Linked DNA regions of Homo sapiens: region 2 is linked to region 1. Evidence: chromatin loops called from intact Hi-C (ENCODE). Cell type or tissue: psoas muscle. All regions are shown on one strand. Each heading gives the region's core, and the rest is flanking DNA. Links, peaks and the distances in the headings are about the cores only.

What was found. Peaks named below come from ENCODE experiments on the same cell type or tissue, not always from the same donor. Only the 100,000 strongest peaks of a DNase experiment are listed, where the experiment ranks them.
Region 2: a loop joins it to region 1, with 3 times the contacts of the local background. A loop is called at or near these places in 3 of 110 quality-filtered maps.

What each region holds. Positions count from the first base shown.
Region 1 is chr3:114,620,190-114,631,225 of GRCh38, forward strand. The region is part of intron 6 of ZBTB20 (zinc finger and BTB domain containing 20); the gene reads right to left. Among named protein-coding and RNA genes, the nearest start is that of MIR4796, 120 kb to the right of the region's middle. In psoas muscle, for the core only: no CTCF peak of the experiment used is centred there; DNase peaks (open chromatin) are centred at 3,992, 4,832 and 7,752; H3K4me3 peaks cover 5,271 bases; H3K27ac peaks cover 7,635 bases.
Region 2 is chr3:114,757,617-114,768,652 of GRCh38, forward strand. The region is part of intron 5 of ZBTB20 (zinc finger and BTB domain containing 20); the gene reads right to left. Among named protein-coding and RNA genes, the nearest start is that of MIR4796, 20 kb to the left of the region's middle. In psoas muscle, for the core only: no CTCF peak of the experiment used is centred there; no DNase peak of the experiment used is centred there; H3K4me3 peaks cover 1,349 bases; H3K27ac peaks cover 940 bases.

The DNA.
Region 1 (11,036 bases), core at 1,090-9,089:
AAATGCTGTCAGATAGTTGGAAGATCTAATGTGGGAGTTAAGGAGGCTCAGATATAGAAGACTCTGCCAATTTGTGTTCTAGACATGGACATGTTTTTTTCTTTTCTTTTCTTTTTTTTTGAGATGGAGTTTTGCTCTTGTTGCACAGGCTGGAGTGCAATGGCACGACTTTGGCTCACTGCAATCTCCACCTCCTAGGTTCTAGCGATTCTCCTGCCTCAGCCTCCCGAGCAGCTAGGATTACACGCATGCGCCACCATGCCCGGCTAATGTTGTATTTTTAGTAGAGAGGGGGTTTCTTCATGTTTATCAGGCTGGTCTCGAACTCCTGACCTCAGGTGATCCGCCCGCCTCGGCCTCCCAAAGTGCTGGGATTACAGGCATGAGCCACTGTGTCCGGCTGTTTCTTTCACTATGATAAGCAAGATGTATTCACTGTCAATGCACTGACATGTAGATATCCATTCATTCATCACCTATTCATTGATCCTCCACTCAGACTGAGCCAATCTGACACTGGTTGGGAGAGAAATTAACAAACCTAAAACACAAAACCTGCCCTCTAACCACTTGCAGTTTCATATATAGAAAAAACTTCAACTTAAAAGCATATATAAATGCTAAATGAAGGTAGATTTGTAAAATGCTACCAGTGTCAGATCACTTTTAATTTGGGTTTTATGGAAAACTTCAGAGAAAAAGTGTGACTTGTCAAGGATATGATTTGGCTGATCTTGAAAAGTTATCAGAAAAATTATGGTTGCTGATGCTAATATGTAAATACAGCATCAAAATATTTAACATATAGTAAAATAGCTGAGAAACTAAAATGGGATCATCTGTATATGTACTCAGCCTTATAAAATAAAATGAATTCATTAAACATATGCTCAATTTTAAGATATCAATTAATTTCTTTCTACTTAATTTTAAACTTTTATATATATAGCAATTAATATTTTGAAGCTGTACATAATAGAATTTAGGTTGATAAGCTAATATGTATATTTGCTGAAGGATAATTACCAAACTTATCAGCTAACTACATCTTTCTTTTTGCAAATACTGTTCATAAATATTTGTGTAAACTTTCGGTGTTGTCAGTGTGATAAAAAGTCAGCTACATTTCATTTATGGTCATTATGACCAAAACATTTGACTGAAATCAAAGGCAAGTAAGCCTGGCTAGAATTTGGTCATATTTTTAATAGCTGAATATAGATATATGGTTGTGCGTATATGTAGGCATTTATAAGCTAACATACATATACAATCATATGATACAAGCAATCAACTCCTTTTTAAGTTTTTAAAATATATGTCTTTCTTAGGGGAATCACATAAATACTAAAAACCACTTCTATATAAATAAGAAAGAACAATTTCTTATTGGGGTAACAACAATTCTGTTATTTAGCAATTTGATTTGTGTATATCTGCGACTGCCTAATTAAATGAATATAGCATATAGGAAGTACTTACAGCTAAAATATGCACGCAAGAAAATACACATTTCACAACATGCATCCTCATTAATTTAATGAAATTAGAATTTCCAGGTGAGCACTAGGAAATTGAGTTATTGACAGTGCATTGTGAAGGCTTATGATCAAGGTATTGAAAAAATAAGTAATATTAATATAGCCATTGAAGCACAAAAAATACATCGTCTTGCCTTTGTATCAGAGGTACACTAATCAAATTCTGACTTCTTATATATTTCAATTTAGTCATGAAATTCTTCCACGACCACTTGGAACTCCAAGCCTTAGCAACTATAAGAAAAATCTCTCTGGCAGATTATATTTTTTTAAATGTCATGTCTTGGGAATACTCTTAAATATTTGTTTTCACCTATTCTCTTCTTAAAGTTGCTTATATAATTTCATATGTAGTCATTAATAACATGTTTTCAAAGTGTTAGAGATCTAGCTTGCCTTCAACGCAGTTCTAATAGACATCCCTACCAGAAACTATGAGACAGTTTTCCTGGGAGTCTGGGCAGTTTGAATATTAACTGAGGAATGTTAACCTCCTATGTAGGTCTTGGTGGTAATGGCCTAAGAGCTAGTTACATTTTTTATAACGTATTGTAAACACCATTTCCCTTTCAACTTTTTTTCTTTAGAAAACAAGATAACTAATGAAAATTACCCAAGAAATATTATACATATAAATAGTATAGTCCTAACACGAGCTAACTACAATAGGCAAACTTTACTATTAATATAACATTAAACTTTTACCATACTAGCCCTAATAAAACTCTGAGACTATTTTCTATCACAATGACAGCTGATGAATTTAATGTGCCTCACAAACTATAGGAATTGTGATAGGAAGCTGACTCTGTCCTAGAGGCCACTGACAAACCTGATAAGGCTGTAGCAGGGGTCAGTCTCTATAGGAAACTTGGGCTATATGAGCATGTATGAGTTCTGTGGTTAAGAATCTGAAGCACTCAGTATAGCAAACAAAATTCCAAAGCTGAGTACCAATGTAATACGCTGGATCGCTGTACCTACTTGGACAAGAGTACATGCAACAGGCACATACAATATACATCTGGTTAAATGTAAAATCATCCATTGCTAAAGCATTTTAAACTTCTAGGAGAAATCTACTGGCAATGTGTTAACAGCAAGGACAACCAAAACAATAAAATAACATCTCTTTCCTAAAATTTAAGAACATCAAGTAAGTGCCCCTTAGGCTGGGTTGTGATTCCTGGAAGTTTCAGCCTATGAGAACCATATTGGCGACATCAAAGACTCCCCCTCTTTCCAAAAAGCAATTCACTTCAGATGCTGCCACACAATCGAATGCTTTTATGGCCACCATGTTTTTTTGGTTTTTGTTTCGTCTTTTGTTTTTTCCATGCTTAATGAACATGCCAGATTCTTGAAATAGAAAGAAGATGAGAAAACCCAGTAAGATGGAATACCTCTAGAAAAGAAACTAGGCAGGGACCTGATGGTAAAGGATAAAAACACATTCCAACAGGAATTCTACTTTTAGGGAGAGTATGAGTTATTAAGAAGGATGTGGAAGGCACATTTTGGCTATGAAAGCTGGTCCGTGGACTCCTCTGCCAGTCTCACATCAGACAGGATGCAACCATCCCCACTCCATTCCTTCGACAACTTCCCAGAGCACATTCAATCAGTGTCCCTTAAATTGAGGACAATACTATATTTGGGTTTAATACTGTGAGGACAGTCATTTAGTTTTCCTGTGGCAGGATGATAAATTTCCTGGGAACCAAATAAGGATTCTCATTGCATTCTTCTGCTTGATACTATGAATGCAGAAGAATAAAGAAGAGGGTGTGACAAATCATATTTTCCAAAGGTCGGGTGTGGGGAGGTTCCCTAACGTTTAAAAGCAACCAGTTGTTAGCAAAGTGATCTTTAGAACAGTATTAGCAAGAATGTTTGCTCTACATCCACTATAGATATTCTCTCCTGCTTAGCTAGGCATGTAAGTACTGTGAGCATAATGTAAATACTCAGAACAGAAATGCATGGAAAGCTGGTGGAGTGAAACTCCAAATGAACAATTAATTCCACTTTCACTTCCCCCATCTACCTCCCTGAATACTACCTCCCTGCCCCCACTCACCTATCTTCCTCCCCCCAACAAGCATGTTTGCTAGGCATGTCAAGGCTGACATCCATCGGTGGCAGTATGAAACCTATGCCTACAGGCTGCTCCTGAGCATAGCCTCAAGGCTCTGCCATTGTCCGTAGAGTGCTCTAAGTTGTGCCCGCTAAAAATCTTCATCATTCCATTTGACTGTTTGGTAGTATTTCTTTAATTGTATTTTTTGTTTGTTTGTTTTAAAAACACCCTTTATTTCCTGCTTGCCTTAGAGACACCAAGAATAAAATCCTTGACACATCAAATTCTGGAACCTCACCACTCACCAGGACTATGGTTCCTGATCCAAGGAGTGACGACTGAGAATCAGCACACAGTCTCTTGAGGGTGTCCAGGCCTGGCTGTTAAGCTCCCTGCTCTGATTAGTTTGTCGAGTTCACAGTGTTCCAGAGTGCTGAAGCACAGAAATTAGGGAGGGGAGGTGGAAGGAAAATCACTGGAGCCTCTTACGATCTAACTTCCACTAACTGGGAGGAAATGTCTTATAAATAAACAACAGTAAGAGAAACAAAAAAAAAAAAAACCCATCCCGTCCTGCCAGAGGAATGTACATTATTGTCTCCCGACGGAAAACTTTACACCACACCAGAATGCAGCCATGTCTCCTGAAACTACCTCCCTCAAAACAGAAAGAAAAAGAGAATCAAAAAGGAAAGGAGAACAAAACAGAACAAAAAAGATTTCATCCCCTTGAATTCTGTTGGGAAGTTCATGTGAGTTCCCAGTAGACAAACTAAACTAAGCAATTTCAACAGTGTCACTGTTCCAGAATTTTGTGCAGAGGCTGCTTATTAGCCAAATTTCATTTCTGCCCAGATCACTGCTGTACCATCCAGACATTTTCAGAAGGGAAGTTCAGGGAAGGGGGGAAGGGTACGACTGTGGAGAAGAGGAAGAAGAGAGGACAAAGGAAAACTCCTGATGAACCAGAATGCCCTAGCCACGGCCATGATAGAGCGAGCCCCCACCCACCACCCGACTACTGCTTGTTGAGGACTTGGTGATGCGGTGTGTTTTATCTACTTACTCTTTCTGCTCGGGAGGCTGAGGTTCCTACATTTCCAGCTCATGCTGGACTGTACCGTAAGCAACAAGTGAAATGAGTTCAGTGATCTCATTCTAGTCCTTCGACTCCTGTCCACATCACTAAGCGACTGCACAGCTTGGCACAGGCCAGGATGAGTCAGCAGTCTCTGGTCATGAGAGGCCAGGCCTGGAATAGCAGGGGGGTTTAGGTCAGGAGCAAAATGAAGCAGAAAGGCAGTCTAGATGGCAGGGCTCTGTTCTGCAATACACAGAAATACTGCAGGTCAAAATGAAAGCGCCTCATCAGCTCTGGGGTGAAGATTGTAGGACTGTAAAAAAAGAAGCATCAAGAGAAAAAAAAAAGCTGCCTACCAAACATAGCAAGGACAAAACAGAGTACCACAGTCAGAAAAAGAGGGCACTGGTAGAGCCCTGGAGGATAAAAGATGCTCATTAAGGTTTCTGAAATGTCTTTTCTTCCACATGCTCCCAAACTTGAATTAAGAAATGGTGACTTCCTATATACTATCCTAGTATTTTGGTACTGTTTTCCCAATTCAGTAAGTAGCAAAACAAATAAAATGCAAGGCACTGCAGTTAAATAGCAAGAAAAGCCTCATATTTCATAAAATAATATGAGTCTGATATCTCAAAGGTGTACATTTGGGTTAATAGTGTCTGTATATAGCCTGTATGAAATGGTTAAAGAGGAGTACTCTTTAAGTTGAGCTTGGGTGGGGGTAGAGAAGAGCTTAGAGAAAAGAGAGTTACCAGTTAATGATAAAACATAGGGGAACTATGACACTGTGACCATATTTCTACTCAATGGGGCCAACATAGACCTCCATTAGACCTCCATCAAGAAGTGATGCTCCCACTAACAGGACTTCAAACACTTCTCCCTCTGCAGTAGTACTGTAATATAGCAAGGGGAGAGGGAAAATAAAATAGATAGAAAAACAAGGTTCAACATAAAAAAAATTAGTGATAGACATTTTGTTTCAGAGGAGGCAAATTGCTCTATAAGTCAACTGATAAAAAAAAGTCTTGGTATCTGAACAGACTTAGAGAAACCATATCTAGATGAAGATGCCAGGTGGAGACTGATAACTATCAGGAAATGGTAGTAATGGCCATAAAGAAGGAAGAAAGCAATCTCAAGTCACATGATGTAGAATAAAACAGCATGGAAAACAGAAGGAGAGCAACAGACTTCGGGAACACGAGTAAAATATTTCTTTAAAGTCCTTTTAAGAGGAGTAATGAGGACCCACCACATATTCCTAAATGTTGTCCCTCAGAGATGCACAGATGTATATGGGTAAGGAAATGTAAAATAAACTTTCAGCTTTCATTTCAGAGGGTATTAAGTCATCTGAACACATATTTACTAACTGTTTAATCTTGGGCAAATGAGCTTTCTAGCCTCAGTTTCTCTCTCTTTGAAATGGAAATAATATTATCATCCTCATGGAATCATTGTAAGCACTGAATCAATGTTCATTAACCCTTATCTCAGCAGTACCTGTCACATGGTGAACATTCAGTAAATTGCTTATTATTCATATTATTTGATTATCATATCATATCATCTTTATAAGTATCCAGTGAAAGAATCCCCCTCCAGTGTTGTTCCACTGGATTGAGAGGAATCAATATGAAGACTCTAGTAAAATCAGTTGAGTAACACTGCTTACACTGCTGCTTTAAAAAGATTATTTCTGTCTGGGTATGTTAAACATTATACTTGAAGACACAGGATGTTGAAAATCTATTATGTGAAATCCTTGAATTTGGGTATCTATGTTGTCAAAGCAACTTGGAGCCTAACAGTTGTCCAGTAACTAGAGGCCCAAAAAAGAAAAGAGGAATTTTTAGAAGCTTCTCCAAAAGCAACAGGATAAAAGTGTTATTGGCCTTAACCGCATGATGAGGGCTTTTTACCAAAGGGGAAAACGTAGTCCAGTTGATCATCGCAGCCTAATTGATTAATTGTGGGTCTGACCATCTGGCTGATGAATGCTGACACCCAGCAGTGATTACTGTGTAACACAATTCCGGATGTGCTCTCCCTGATGCCTCCCACAATAATGGCAACTCTGAACTTAAGGTTAGTTTATTCAGGCCTCTTGGCTCAATCTCTTCATGGAATAGTGGTTGTGGCAGGGAATATTTTACTAGACCTGGTCAAGCATTATCTTCTCTTATTTCAGTTACCCACTCTTTTCCAACTCTACTCCTACCCACTCCTAAGCCCTCTCTTGTATATAATCACTTTTCATGCAAAGCATTCCATCTGTAGTTTTCATCATATTATCTGATTCTCTCATTTCTGGTTGCTCTGTTCTGAAAAATATTTGACTAAACTAGGAGATCTATACTGCTAGAATGCCATTTCACAGGGGATCCTATTGGGACATGTTTATTGTATCTTATTTGCTACTGGTTTACTTCAAATTACTCTGCGCTTCCAAATAAAGAAAATTATTTTACCTAATTCATTAGCCTGATTAAAAGTCCCACATATGGCCCAAGTTTTCCATGAGATTATCAGAATACAAGGGTTAATAGACGATAATTCTTACATCTTAAGCCTACTTCTGACCCTCAGTTAGGAGTATCCCATGAAGAAGATTCCCCTGGAGCATACTTTACTGTTAGAGAAGGAAAGTCAGACCCATGTAAATGACAAGGTTCAATAGCAATGCCATCCACAAACCAATCTACACCTGGAGATGACTTGTACATGGAGAATTCACCAAGCAAATAAAACCTGTACATATAAATATAAACCCTGGGGAATTATAACAAAATAATTCCATTGTATTTTGTAGGAATGCACAGGGGAGTAACTGACACAAAATATCTTATACAACCTTGACCAACAAGTCACAATGACAAATCATCCGTTTCCTCTTTTCTTTTCCCAGATTGATTTCCAGCTCTAAATTCATCTTTTCTTTCACTCCCCACAGATGCTGAATTCTTCTATGTTCCAGGCTGAGTTAGTGTTAATTTTCAGTAGAGGACGGCAGTAGCATGCTGAACTGTAGAGTTCCGGGCTGGGAGTTGGGAAATGTTTTTGGCCTGACTGTCAGTAAACAACTATGTGTCTTGGGCAAGTCAAGTCCCTTAACTCCCCATGTCTCAGTCTCTTCATTGAAAAATGATAGGGTAGGACTGCATAAACTCCATAGTCTCTGCCAACACTAAGATTCTATGGTTCTATAGCTCATTTCCTTTTTTTTCTCCCTTTGGCATCAACTGCTCAACAACTCCGCTCATAGTAATCTCTATGCTCTCAGTTACTAATGGAAAAATATGTCCTTCATTTACTAGTTGGTATTTTGTATTTGTAATCTCTCTCTTTTTTTATTTGATGCTAGATATTTTGAGTCATAAACACCAACATATCCAAATAGATGCTTTAAATTTGAAGGCGTTTAAGGAAAATAGCTTTCCCATGTAGAATATTTAGTGTAGCAGGGCATGGAGGAAGCCAGCCATCCAAAAGTGGAGCAAAGGGGCCAATTCACAAATGAGAGAAAGCCTTTCATAATAAGAGTCTCCACACTCTTTAACTTAGATAAAGCTAAAATGCTACCAACTTCTAACTACTTTTCCAATCAATCCCAGACACCATCACAGACACTTAGGACTACAAATCTGAGGACCAGCACTGGCAGCAATGCAGTTCTTATTTCACCTCCACCACCCATTGCCAAGCAGGATTTAGGATGGCATACTAATAAGAGCCAAGAGGACGATCTGTCATTTATTTTCCTCCAAACTTTTTGAAATTTCCCATTTGGGCTCTGTTTCCCAGTTTTAATTTGGTAACTGCCATTTTTCAGCATTTCTTTTAACAGGTTACTAATAATTTCTGATACAGGATCTCATATTTCATTTTATGCTGCTAGAGCTGCTGTTAATATTTCATCTGCCTTCAATTCAGCTCTGAATAAAGGCTGCTAGGTTTTGATAGACTGTTAACACTTTGGTTCTGGGGATTTGATCACTATGTTCATCCAGTTTGTCCATATTTTGTTAAAAAAAAAGTAATAGGTTAGCTATCTCAGAAATATCTCAGGGTGTGCTATACATTCTAGGGATACTTCAGAGTTTCTTTTTCTGGATCTTTGATGAAAACCAACAAAAACAAGTATCCTGGGTTTGTTTTCACAAATGACTTGCCATTTGCTTCAGTGTCAGTATTCTGGAAGCAGTGGGCAGTGGTTAAGATTCAGGGCTCATAGGCAGATCTAGATTCAAATTTTGGCTCTGAAATTTATTATATATATCACCTCAGGCCAGTTCCTTAACCTTGCCAAGTCTTTCTTTTCCCATTTGTAAAATAGGGATGATAATAATATCCACTTCTATTAATTAATATGAGGATCCAATAAATTAATATAAAGTGCTGAGGATTTTCTCAGTTCTCAATAAATGATGGCTATCATTATCCTAGCATTAATAATCTACAAATTCACATTATAGAATTATTATTTTGCAACATCTTTTCAGGGTCAACAAATTATTTTTTAGTACAGCCTTTGTTGTTTGCTTCACTATAGCTTACATTTTTAAAAAGTCTCAGTAAAATCATGTAAAATATTTAAAAATTTGATATTTAAACTGTATGTACAGTTAGACTAATATATAGCACCATATTATTATTATTGTAGCACTTTTCAGTGCAGCAGCAAATTCTCAAAAGTTTTTGTCCATCTAATAGCCAGCCCTAGATAAGGCACATTGTACCAATACTAATCTGTTCTATAAAAAGATGACTTATCATATTTATCTTCTCCTACTCCCAAAGAATATAGATTATTTTAATATTCTTTGGGTATGTGTCAGTCAGGCCCTGTTTGGATACAGAGACCATATAGCAATTTGAATAGAAAGTTAGTTTAAATTATTAATAATAACGGGATTAAAGTAATAAGAGTAGCTAGTAAGAAGTAAAGAATACTTTAAAGAATATAAGAATAACATGGGCCAGGCGCAGGGGCTCATGCCTGTAATCCCAGCACTTAGGGCCGAGGTGGGTCTTCAGCCTAGGAGCTGAAGACTAGTTTGGGCAAAATGGTGAAATGCCGTTTCTACAAAATATTAGTCGAGCATGATGGTGTGTGCCTGCAGTCCCAGCTACTTGTGGGGCTGAGGTGAGAGGATCGCTTGATTCCAGGAGGTTGAGGCTGCAGTGAGCTGTGTTCATGCCACTGCATTCAACCCTGGGTGACAAAGCGAGACCTTGTCTTAAAAAATAAAAAAGAATAGAAGAATAACAAATGTAAGGAACAGCCATTATTTGCAGGGCTAAGATAGCATATCCAAGGAAGAGTCTCCTCCATCCCTGGACTGAGATCTAGACATTGTAGGACTCAAGACAAAAATCTCCTGGACCCCTGGACCAGGATCCAGACCTTGTTGGACAACACACAGCCATAACTCATTGGATGGCAGAGAAGTTGCTGGGGAGCTGCATCAGTAGCACCTGCACTCTAGGGTGCTAATGAAAGCTATTTACAGGGATGTATCTCATCTGAGGCACTCTGCTATAAATTGCCCAATGTGTGTGTACACATGTGTGTGTACGTGTGTGTGTATGGTGGGTGCTAGGGGTAGCTGCTACCTGCCACGTACTGGAGAAGCTACCTGTGCTTCAGCTGCTGGGTACCAGGTTAGCTGCATTTGCTGCAGGAGCTACATGCTGTAAAGGTTGCTTATGTTGTAGAAGCCAGGCTCTGGAGAAACCGTGCACATTGCAGGAGGCTGCCAAAGTAGTGCATGACAACCAGGAAGGAAAATTTCTTCTTTCTGCAACGTCTCCCTACCTTCTCTACTGACAAAGCACCCTCAAACCAGCTAGCAAAGAAAAAATATTTAAAGAATCCAGATACATTTTTGCAGAGCAGGCAAGGAGAACTACATTTGGAAGGAGGCAATGGGAGGTAATACATTGGTAACTGGCACAGATATTATTATTTGCTCACACACTTCATGAAATAACTCACATTAGAGATTATAATCCAGTATTTTCAACTGATTGCACTACTGTTCACATTTACTAATAAACCAACTCCCTTTGCATAGTTAAGCAAATACTGTCAGAATTAAGAAAAATAAGAGGCCAGTAGATAAATACCTATAATAGAATATTTTAAAGTGACAGTACTAGTATATGTACATAACCTTTTCCCCCAAGTGCTGCCCACATACATTTTAATTACATGTTTATAATTTACTTAAGAAAAAAATATACAGAAGTACTAAGCTATTGACCTAAATGTATGCATCAGTGATCTCACACCAGAATCTCAACTAAGTGGGTATTCAGAAGAGTC
Region 2 (11,036 bases), core at 981-8,980, 140 kb after region 1:
GAAATCTGAGGACAGAATGTGATCCAGTGGGAATTAAACCTTTAAAAAATATATTTTCTAAACTTTCTTATGAGCTCTATTCCCTATACCAAGACAAATTACATTTTTTAATAAAATAGGATATAGTAAGAGAAAAATCCTAACCAATACAATATTACTTGGCTCAAGGAATAGATTAGAAGGCAACATATGTTTTATTTATTTATATTTTAAAATTCTGATTTTCTAAAACATGAGAGTCATCTGATTAATTTCTGTGTGATTACCAGATTTTCCATTTTTATTATTATTCCTATTACTAGTATCATGTAGATGTTATATTGTTAAAACATCTTGCAATTATTAATTAGTTAATTTAGTTTAAATTATGATTATGCCTTTGTTTTAAATCAATGTTTTTCATAGTTATTAAAAGCCAAAAGCACTATTTTTCCAGTCACTTACTTTCATTTCAAAAACAGTTTGTTGTCGATGAAAGCGCATTTTCCAGGTTATCACAGAATATGCAATTCATCTGCAATGGATATATATATTCTGGTAATGTTGCTCACATAACCTAGCTGTACTTGTAAGAGTATCTCTGTTTCTTAATGTCTATATTTTATACATGGAATTAACCTTCATTTGCACACTCATATTTCTATGTATTTAAATTTATTCCTGAAAGACCTCTGAACTAGTCTCTCCTGTCTTACGATGTCCACAAAACTTAGCAGTCTGATTAACATTACAGATAAAAAGACCACACAATTGACAATAAGGACACTTTAGTTATTATAGACGTCTGAAGTTTAAGTATTCCAAAACTATAATGTCCCTTTAGAAATTCTCAATAAGGATTAGCTTGGTCCTAATGAAAACAGTGTTTACTTTTAAAAATAAATGCAATAGTTGTACCCAAATATGTTCGAAACACTGTATGACGTGTCATAATCAACAATGTTGAAAATAACTAAAGATCTTTAAATCAAGTGATAATTTTACACATATATCCACAAATATCTGAACAAAATTTATAATTACTATTGGGACAAAACATTAACATATTCTTCTGCTAATAAAGACAAACAACTTTGAGAAAATCCTCTCTCATTCTCACGTCTCTAACTTTCACAATAAATGCAGCACTGAAACTAAATTTCCAACTCAGAAATACGCTGAGCTCCAATAAACAAGTTGATTTTAAAAACTCACCAGACTAACAGTTATGCTTTTTCCCTTATCTTTCCTTTGCTTTCCCTTGTTCTTTCACTTTCCATGCACACACAATCACACTTACCTGCACAAGTCTGAAACATCAGTCTATGTATTTTTTTTGAAATGTACTCTGTACCGATGCATTTTTCTGTGTTTCTTTCTAACCCTCGAGAATGTTAAGAATTTAGGAAGAGAGCCACAGCTTAAGAGTGCAATTATTTGCCAGTAAATACTCAATTTGCTTGTCCTGTGATTTTTCTTCTAACTTGCATATTCAATAATCCGTCCCTGACTGCGTCACGAGCACAAAAAGTCTTTTCTCCAAAGGAGAAGACTTTCGCCAATCAACCTTCAGCCATGCCAGGGCACAGCTTGTCAGGGTGATTTGTTAGCTTTAATTAATAATTCCTCACACTGGCCATTTTCACAAATAATGCAGTGAGGCTGGGAGGCTAGATTGCTATGATTCAGACAGATAAAACTACAGTGGAAAGGGGATGGGGAGGGGTGTGGGGGAATTCAGATGCCGTTTATAAACACCTCTAATCATACTCTTTCAGTTTACAATATAGAGGACATCTCAGTTGAATTACCACGTTATGTCCACCAATTTGTATTCAGATGGAAACCATATGTTCCTCCACTTTATCTGCTAGGGACTCCCTGGTGCCAACACAGTCATTGGGCAGACAACATTCACAAAAGAGGTCTCTAGCCTCTGGATTGCAAAAGTTTACTGCAGGGTGAAGTTGAGAAATCAGACATATACTGCACTTCTCAGTGAGCTTGGGTAACAGTCTGGAAACACAGAAGTATGAGTTATGAGTGTCAGATTTTCTCTTATCCTGCTATGTGATACTGGGCATTTCATTTAGCCTTAAAAAAAAAATCTCATACCTCATCCTCAAATCAGTTTGCAACAATGACTGATTTGTTCATGCATTCTATGAACATTTATTGACTCCCAAATATATGCTACACACTGTATTAAATGCTGAGAATTTTGCTTGAAAGTAAGACTTTTCCATTTAACTGACAATCCATGGGCTTGAACAAAGCCACCAAACAGATAGTGTGCAAATAAAAATAAGGATTTCTAACAGTTTCTGTGTGGCTCAACCAAATAATCAGTAATTGACAACACACTTGAGTCCATTATGCAAAAGTAATGCTCGGGGTAAAAAAGAATATACAGAGATTAAAAAATATGTTTTTCAAAGATTAAAAAATTTCCCTCAAAGTGACTAGAGCACTAAGAAACATATTAATATGTTCATAAACAATTTCCAAAGATTCACAATCACTTTAGGAACATACAAATAAAAAAATTTTATTAATGTCCTTAATCTTATATAAGAATATATGCCTGTGTTTGAGACTGCAAATTTATTAATTTATTGGATACATATTTATTGAGCATCTACTCTATTTCAGGAACTGAATAATATTGGAGATAAGTAAAGCACAGCCTCGTTATTCAAGAAGCTCACAATTTAGTCACCAGACTCTAAAAGAGAAAACACACATCTCAACTGAAAACTGTAATACAATATAGCCAGAGCAATGACACAAATATACATAAACATGTAGGATGGGCCTCCTAGAAGTGATGCATCAACTATTTGTAAAGGTTGGGTAGAAGTACCAGTGGTGAGAAGAACATTCTAGGGAGAGGCAAACCTTTGAACCCTTTCTCAAACTGTTACTAGAAGCAGAGCACCAGTTCTAGAAAAGATGGGATTTAATACATGACAATTTCAGATAAATGTTTCAGATGGTAAATATTGCAGGATTTAAAAATAAACTTATTAAGAAACAAATGTTCCCCAAAACTATAATGTCTTGATATCATCAAAAAAGCATGCAGCATCTCTAGCACTGGCACATAGTAACATACATGTCTTTCTCACTTTGTGTGTTTCAGTTCTCTGAGGCAAACATGAAACATGCTTGACACACACTGCCTTTCTGTGTTTTCTTGCCTATTTATCTTCTTTTACTATGGGCAGGCTTCTACTGCTTCTGTTTTCACTGTACCATAAGATAAATCATATTTGCATGACTGTTAAAGGAAGGGGAAAAATCTGTGTCCATTTTGTGGTCACACATCTACTTCTAGTCAGATAGCACATGCTATATGGGACTAAGAGTGCAAATGTTAAATGAGAAAGGAAATAATACTCCTAAACCCCCAAAAAGCTCTTTCATAGATAGTAAATACTCCTAGAAACTATACAGAATTCTTGGTGTTATTTAACATTTTGCTTTATATTATATTTAACAGTGTAAGGCAACAGCCAGAATACTATTTACCATAGTTCAGTAACATCTAGCCATTTAAAGAATTTACAAAGTTTATTAATTCATTAAATATGTATGTATTGAGCTCCTACTATATACTGAGCACTTATCAGTAAATGTTTGATTTTTATTCCCACAATGCTTACACATAATAATAGTTAACATTCATTGAGTGCTGACTATATGCTAGGGACTAATCTAAGGACTTTACATATAGTATCTCATTTAATTCCCACAGTAACATTATATGTTAGGTACTATTACCACCTCCATTTAGTATATTATGAAACTCACAAGTAGAGAAGCTAGATATACACTATGTGAATTCATTCTACACAATGAGACCAGGGCAACTAATGTCCACCAAAAATCAGATTTATTACTTTATAGTTACACAGTCACAAGTAATGTTTATGTTGTGAAAATTAAAGAAAATAAGTCCGGGCACGGTGGCTCAAGACTGTATTCCCAGCACTTTGGGAGGCTGAGCTGGGTGGATCACCTGAAGTCAGGAGTTCGAGACCAGCCTGGCCAACATGGTGAAATCCTGTCTCTAATAAAAATACAAAAACTAGATGGGGTGGTGGCAGAAAGCTGTAATCCCATCTACTTGGGGGGCTGAGGTAGGAGAATCGCCTGAACCTGGGAGATGGAGGTTCCAGTGAGCCGAGATCATGCCACTGCACTCTGGCCTGGGTGACAGAGCCAGACTCCATCTCAAAAAAAAAGAAAAAAAAAAAAGAAAGAAAATGATATGCTTAATGTGCATAGCACAAAATCTAGCCCAGAATAGGTGTAAAATATATGGCATTTGAAGTATTCAGAGTTAAAGATTACCACATACAACTAAGACTTACTGTTTCTGGACCAAATGACCATATATTATTGAAGCCTATCTTAGACAATAAATGTAAATAAATCTTAGCTAAAGCAAATTAGCCTTGGTAGTCTGGGAGGGTTTTCCTTTGAAGATGTTAATAATATAGTTGAACTGGTTGTGTTTAAGAAAGCAGAGCTGACAGACAAAATAGAGATAGATGACACAGGAACTCACCAGTTAATAATAGAAAAAATTCTTGTTTTTCCAAGTGATTAATACAATATTACATTGTATTTAATGTAGATGAAAAAGCTTATTTGGTACTCACTGGGGAAGCCACCACTCAGTATAATCATATGCTCTTTTCAAATAATCCCATGCTGCTAACTTTACAGCTAACTGCCAGCATTTGCCAACTCCGGGCACTCTGATGCCCTCTCCACATTCTTTCTTCTCTCTTGACATTGACTAAGTCCAGCCACCCATAATTCTTGACCTAAACTATGGCACAAATATCCATGAAACAGAACATTTATTTTTGGTGATAAAGCTGGTTCTAGATGAAATGGTGGTATTTCTTTATGGAGGAGCTGCAAGGAGGCTCTCTTCATTTGCTTGTGTGTGTAAGTAAAGTTTCTGATTTGGGATAAAGGACTGCCTGGACCCTCAATTATTGGTGTTTATTCTATGGATATTGGCTGAGATATTTTGTATGGGAAAACCAGCAGATGAGTTAATGAGCATCCGTCTGAGCCATACTAACCTAGTGGCACCTCCTGGGAAGCCAGGGCGTTCTAGAATCTGTTTATTTCTCAAATGAAAATCCTAATTCATAGAAGTTAAAAGTATAGAAGACAACTTCACGTACTCTTTCTTCATGATACCTGGATTGGTTACAACTTAGTAAAATTTTAGCCTGTTTGGTCCCTCCTTCCTTACTGGCTGTCTGAGTCTCTAGCCTTATATAGGAAAACCTTGTCTTCTAATTGAAAATGATGACAAACAGAAGTTATGACAGACACATTTCAAAGTAGATGCTATTTTTCCCAAATAAATTTCACATACATTCTAATTCCTAAACTTATATATTTTCACATACTTTATATAAATACCTGACACCTTAAAATGTTTTACTTAGTGAGACCTAGATAATGAAGGAATAAAAAGGTGACTTAATCCCAGTTTTTCTAAACAAGAAGTTTAGAACTCACGTATTTTAAACTTGTTAAGTGATGATCAATATAATGGGCTGTATATTTGGTTGAGAGTTAAAAATCTAAAGTTTTCTCAGAGTACTTTAAGGCATTGCTTTCTCAGTGGAAATCTTCGACCTTCACATTCTCAAAAGGAGAAAAATGTTTCTTGTCAGAAAACTAGTCATGGCTAGTCCATAAGAAGAAGTCCAAGATTGTATCAGCTTCCCTGTGACCTTGCTATGAGATTTGCTACAAGTAATTTAATGCTTTTCTATGTCTCAGTTTACTTTTTATCTATGATACCTCAATGATATTATTAAGATAATGTGGATCAAGTGTTTTGATCATTGCATAGAACATATGCATAGAACATAGAATATAGAAATCCCCAAATATAAGAATGAAAACTTAAATTGTTAGAATGACACTAACTCTGCTACAACCTTAAATAGCATATATAGTACCTCAGTGTCTCCATTTTTTTCAGCTATAAAATGAGAATAGTCATCTTTATGTTTTTCATTAAACAGTATATTGGAATAAATAGAGATTATTACAAAATCTGTTGAAAGATTTCAACAAAATGTCATACATGCAAGTGAGGTGATGAATATATTAATTGGCTTGATTAAATATTTCTAAAATGCATACACAGATCAAAATATCACATTGTACCCCATAAAAATACATAATTATTTTTCAATTAAAAATAAATAAATAAAATTAAAATGTAATCAAACCTCTGAAGCTGATTTTCAAATATATTAGAGGAATTGATTTTAAAATATCAAAGCGTAAGAAGTAAATGTTTTCAAGCATATTCAGACACTTATGAAGGAAGACTATTAAAAGACAGGGAGCAGGACTGCCTTTTCTTTGTGTGGCTGGCTGCATTTTATGATGGATTCAAAACCCCAGTAATGAGAAAATATAATCAGAAAAAGTGATTTTTAGCAGGCTGTTGAATGACACATAAAATAAAATGTATTCATTAATGAGTCAGCAAAAATGTTATGCATGAGCTTTCAGAGCCAGAATTTTTAAGCAGCTTTTTCATACTTGGTACAGCCATGTTCCTGAAGTATCCTCTCACAACCCCCTTCTACCTCTCTCTCTCTCTCTTTTTTTTTTTTTTTGTCCTGTACTGCCAGGTTGGAATAATGACCAAAGGGAGGGGCAAAACAAACAGATATGCTCACTGTGGCAGAAGTCACTCCAAAGATCAAAGACTCGATTCAGCCGTGGCTGCCAAAATCAGAACCACAGTGGGTGCTCATCAGCACGGTGCCCTCAGAACCACATGGGCTACCCTTGATAGGTTAGCAGCTTGGGGTGCAGGCCCCGCATCCTGCTTAGAACCACCTGCTGAGAACTGGATGTGCACATTACCTTACCCACTCACAACATTTGATTTCAACTCAATTCTGCTCTAGTATTATGTTTATTGAATGACGGAAGTCTAACAGACACTGTAAAAATCCAATTTCACATCTTATAGTACCCAAAAGGGAACTGTGATTTTCCTATATCAGTGAGCAAAATCTTGAGCAATTAGTAAACAAGATCACCAATTTCTAGTATTTCTATGAGATATATTTCTTTAGTTTTCTGTAAGGAGAAAATAATATATTGGTACCTTAGTATCCAGCAATCTTATATTCATTTATAGGGTTATCTCAAGTTAACATAGTCAAAAACCCAGAAGAGGGAAAATAGAGCCCTTGGGAAATGAAAAGAAATGCCATAAGGTACACGCTGTTGCCCAAATACATCATTACTTACCAAGGAGACTTTAATTTGGAACCAATTTATTCTTCTTTAATACACAGTAACACCAGTAATCTGGACCCTCCATTCATATTACATGGGAAGAAAACACTTTCGGAAGAAAGTACAATGATATCTGTAAGAAATGATGGCTCTATCTCAGAATGAAGAGGAGACAGAGGAGGTGAGGGAGAAATAAAAGTATGCAAAGCTAAGAACTATGTACAGCTTGCAAACATCTCTATTATTGAGTCCTGCAGAAATCATTGTGGTAAAGCTCTGCACAAAAAATAGTGTTCATAATTATTATGGGTTTAATTGTGCCCTCCCAAAATTCATATGTTAAATTTCTAACCCCAAGTATCTCAGAAAATGACCATATTTGGAAATAGGGTCCCTAATTAAGATGCAGTCGTAATGGAGTAAGGTGGTTCTCTACTCAAGTATGACTTATGCCTGTAGAGAAAGGGGAAATTTGGACATGGGCACACATACACTGGGAGAATGCTATATTAAAGATGAAGGCAGAAATCAGGGAGATGCCTTACAGGTCAAGGAATTCCAACGATTGCCATAAACTCCAGAAACTAAGCAAGAGGCATGAAACAGATTCCCTCCCACAACCCTCATAAGGAACCATCCCTTCTAATAGCTTGATCTCAGACTTCTTGCTTCCAGAACTGTGATCCAATAAATCTCTGTTGTTTAAACAACCCAATTTATGATATTCTATTATGGCAGCCCTAGGAAACTAATACAATAATGATTATCAGGAAATCATCATGTAAAGACTAAATCAAGTTCAGAATATATTGTTTAAGAAGGTTGAAAAATATAAGATTCATTGCAGAAAACGAATCAATATGCTTTTGCAGAAATAAAGCATTCAGTGTTTGAGTGGCACAAATATCGAAACAATAAATGATTTCTTTACATGGAACATATGGTTTTCAATTTTTCCTAATCCAATGAGATGTTGCCATCTTTACTAAAAAGACAAACTGAAATATACTCTACAGAACACGTCAAAGAAAGAGTCCCCAACCTCCAAGAAGCATTTTGACTAAGAAGGAAGATAAATATCAACTTATTTTTATTTGTTTGTTTAAAATACACAGCCTAATATGGATGAAACGGTTACAAAGAGAAGTTCTGGGTAAAGAAGAGGTTGTCTACTTAGAAGAAAACTACTAATAAATGGGGTTTGAATCTACATAAAAATTAAAAGGCATTCATCCAGATGAGAAGTTAAAGAGAATTCTAAGTATGAAGAATGGAGAAACATGAGAGGACTGAACAAAGCAAGAGTAAGAGAAGGTAGGGGCAGAAACAACAGCAGAGGGAATATGAGAAGGCTAGCTGGTATTGAGAGTGTTATCAATCTGAAATGGGCACAGAAACGGATAAAAAAGCCTGTAGACAGGTAAGAAAGACAAGAAACAGTAACATTCCCATATTTAAACAAGAAGTTGAAAACATCTAGTGCAAGAATTAAGCTCTAATCTTTAAAACAGGTGCTCTTAAATGCTTTTGCATGAATAAGAGACTGTACCTTGATTTTTCTTCAAAAGGATTCAATAGTGGGATGGAAATGTGTGTGTGTGTGTGTGTGTGTGTGTGTGTGTGTGTGTGTATAAGCTAAGCTGTTACTGCAGGTAGGTCAATGAAGAAATACTTCATGGAACAGGAAGTTATAGCGTTATACAATGTGTTCCCTGGAGAAGTTTAAAAAAACACACACAAAATAGCCCTATGAAGTTTGTTTGCTCTGTTAAATAGCTTTAAAATTCTACCCCTACTAATTGTTCTTAACATTTTATTTCAGCCAATTATCAATTTAATCTGGGAGAAGAAAGATCTACTTGACTTTCTGACAGCCAAGTCAATCCAACTAGAAAATTCAAACCCTACAAGAAAACTGCTTTGCAACATTTTTAACTGACAACAGAAATCCATGATAACATAATCACCTTTTTCTTTCTTTCCCAAACTCATTCTCTCTAAAGAAAATAAACAATGGTACAAAGATACTTGGATGAAATGAAAAAGTGAAGAGAGCTATTCCCTCTTTATGGTAATAGGATGTTCTTGTTCAAGATGGTTAAAAATGTAACCTGAGTTCTTTTTCAATTCTCTATAGAAGTTGGAGATGGTCTTGTCTACATATCTAAAGTAACTGAATTATATCAGCAAATATAAGAATTACAGCTTAATTTCACCCATTTTCTATCTTAAATAATTCATAAATTAATTAGTCTCTTTATTTTATTCATTGGAAAAATGTTGGCTTAGATGATGATATTCAAGTAGGGACCCAAAATGTTAAAAACGAAGATAAGGAATAGGTTTTGCATAGATACTACCTTTTTTCCCACTGATTTCTATGGATTTTCTATTACAGAAATAACTTCTGCAGAGCACTAGTACTTCTGCAGAACAGAGTAGGATATTCTCAAAACTGGGATGGTGATAAAATGAATAAAATCAGCATCAAGTGATGAGAAGCAGATGAGTAAAGGAATATGCCACAGCACTAAAATAAAATGGGCCCTTAATTAAAAGTCCTTGATTAAATTTTACCTTATGAAGAGAAATATTGAAAAGAAAAAGGAAGAAGGAGAGATGAAGGGAGGAAAGATGGAAGGACAGAAGAAAGGAAGTGAGGGAGAAAGGAAGGAAGGGAGGAAGGAAACAGAAAGGGAGGAGGGAGGGAGAAAGGAGAAAAAAGTGAGTTAAAAAGCAAGAAAGAAGGAAAGAAAAAAAAGGTAAAGCCATTATAGAGGTATTTTCTCATCCTTTCCCCACTGGCTGGCCCTCTAATCTTCCTTCTCTGCTTCCCACCCCAATCCAAATGTCTGGGACACAAGTAGGATAGTTGGGAAAAAGGGGAAAAAAGGAAAATTTCTTTCTCCAGCTGATGCTCACTTTGGTACCAATAGCTCTAACTCAACAGTTCCAAGTGTTTTTAATCTCATGTGGTCCTTTGAGAATAAATGAAACTTATCAACCTTCTCTCCAAGGAAGGGGTGGGGAGAAAGAAAAAGCATATTTACAAATACATATAAAGTATACATTTAGATAAAATATAAAGTATATTTGCATACATTTTCAAAGGGCTTATATAAACTCTGAAATTCATCCCTGCACCATCTAATTATCCATTAGCTTAATATGAAAAACCATTGGCTCTAGAATCTGGACCAAGCCATAATAAATGGTTGGGGATAGGGATTTGGAGAAATGGAAATGAGATACAAAACAAACCGAGCAAAAACACACACACATTAAAAATAAAAAGGTGTTCCTTCTCTCCAAGTCAACCCTTAAGGATCTGGCTCTTCATTGTTCCTGGAATTTAGATCAATAAAAAATATGACTTGACCAATAACTATTTAATTAATAAAAATAGATAAAATTATATAGCAATATATATAATATTGTAGCAATTCTTCATGTTTTAATCATTAATTCTACATTACTCCCTGTTAACTGTCTTTGATAGTGCACTAATATATAATACTGCCCTGATTTTGAACATTAGTCTAATACTTACAATAACATTGAAAACCAACACCATTTAATATTGTGATTAGCAACTCATCAGACATATAGGAAATTACAAGGAGACTCTGCAACAGATACAACAAAGCAAATAAACAATAATAAACTAATTTCAATGTTTTAATGGCTATATGTAAGAGGAAACAGACCTTGCCTTAACTGTACTAATGGGAATTGTTTATATTTGTTTAAAA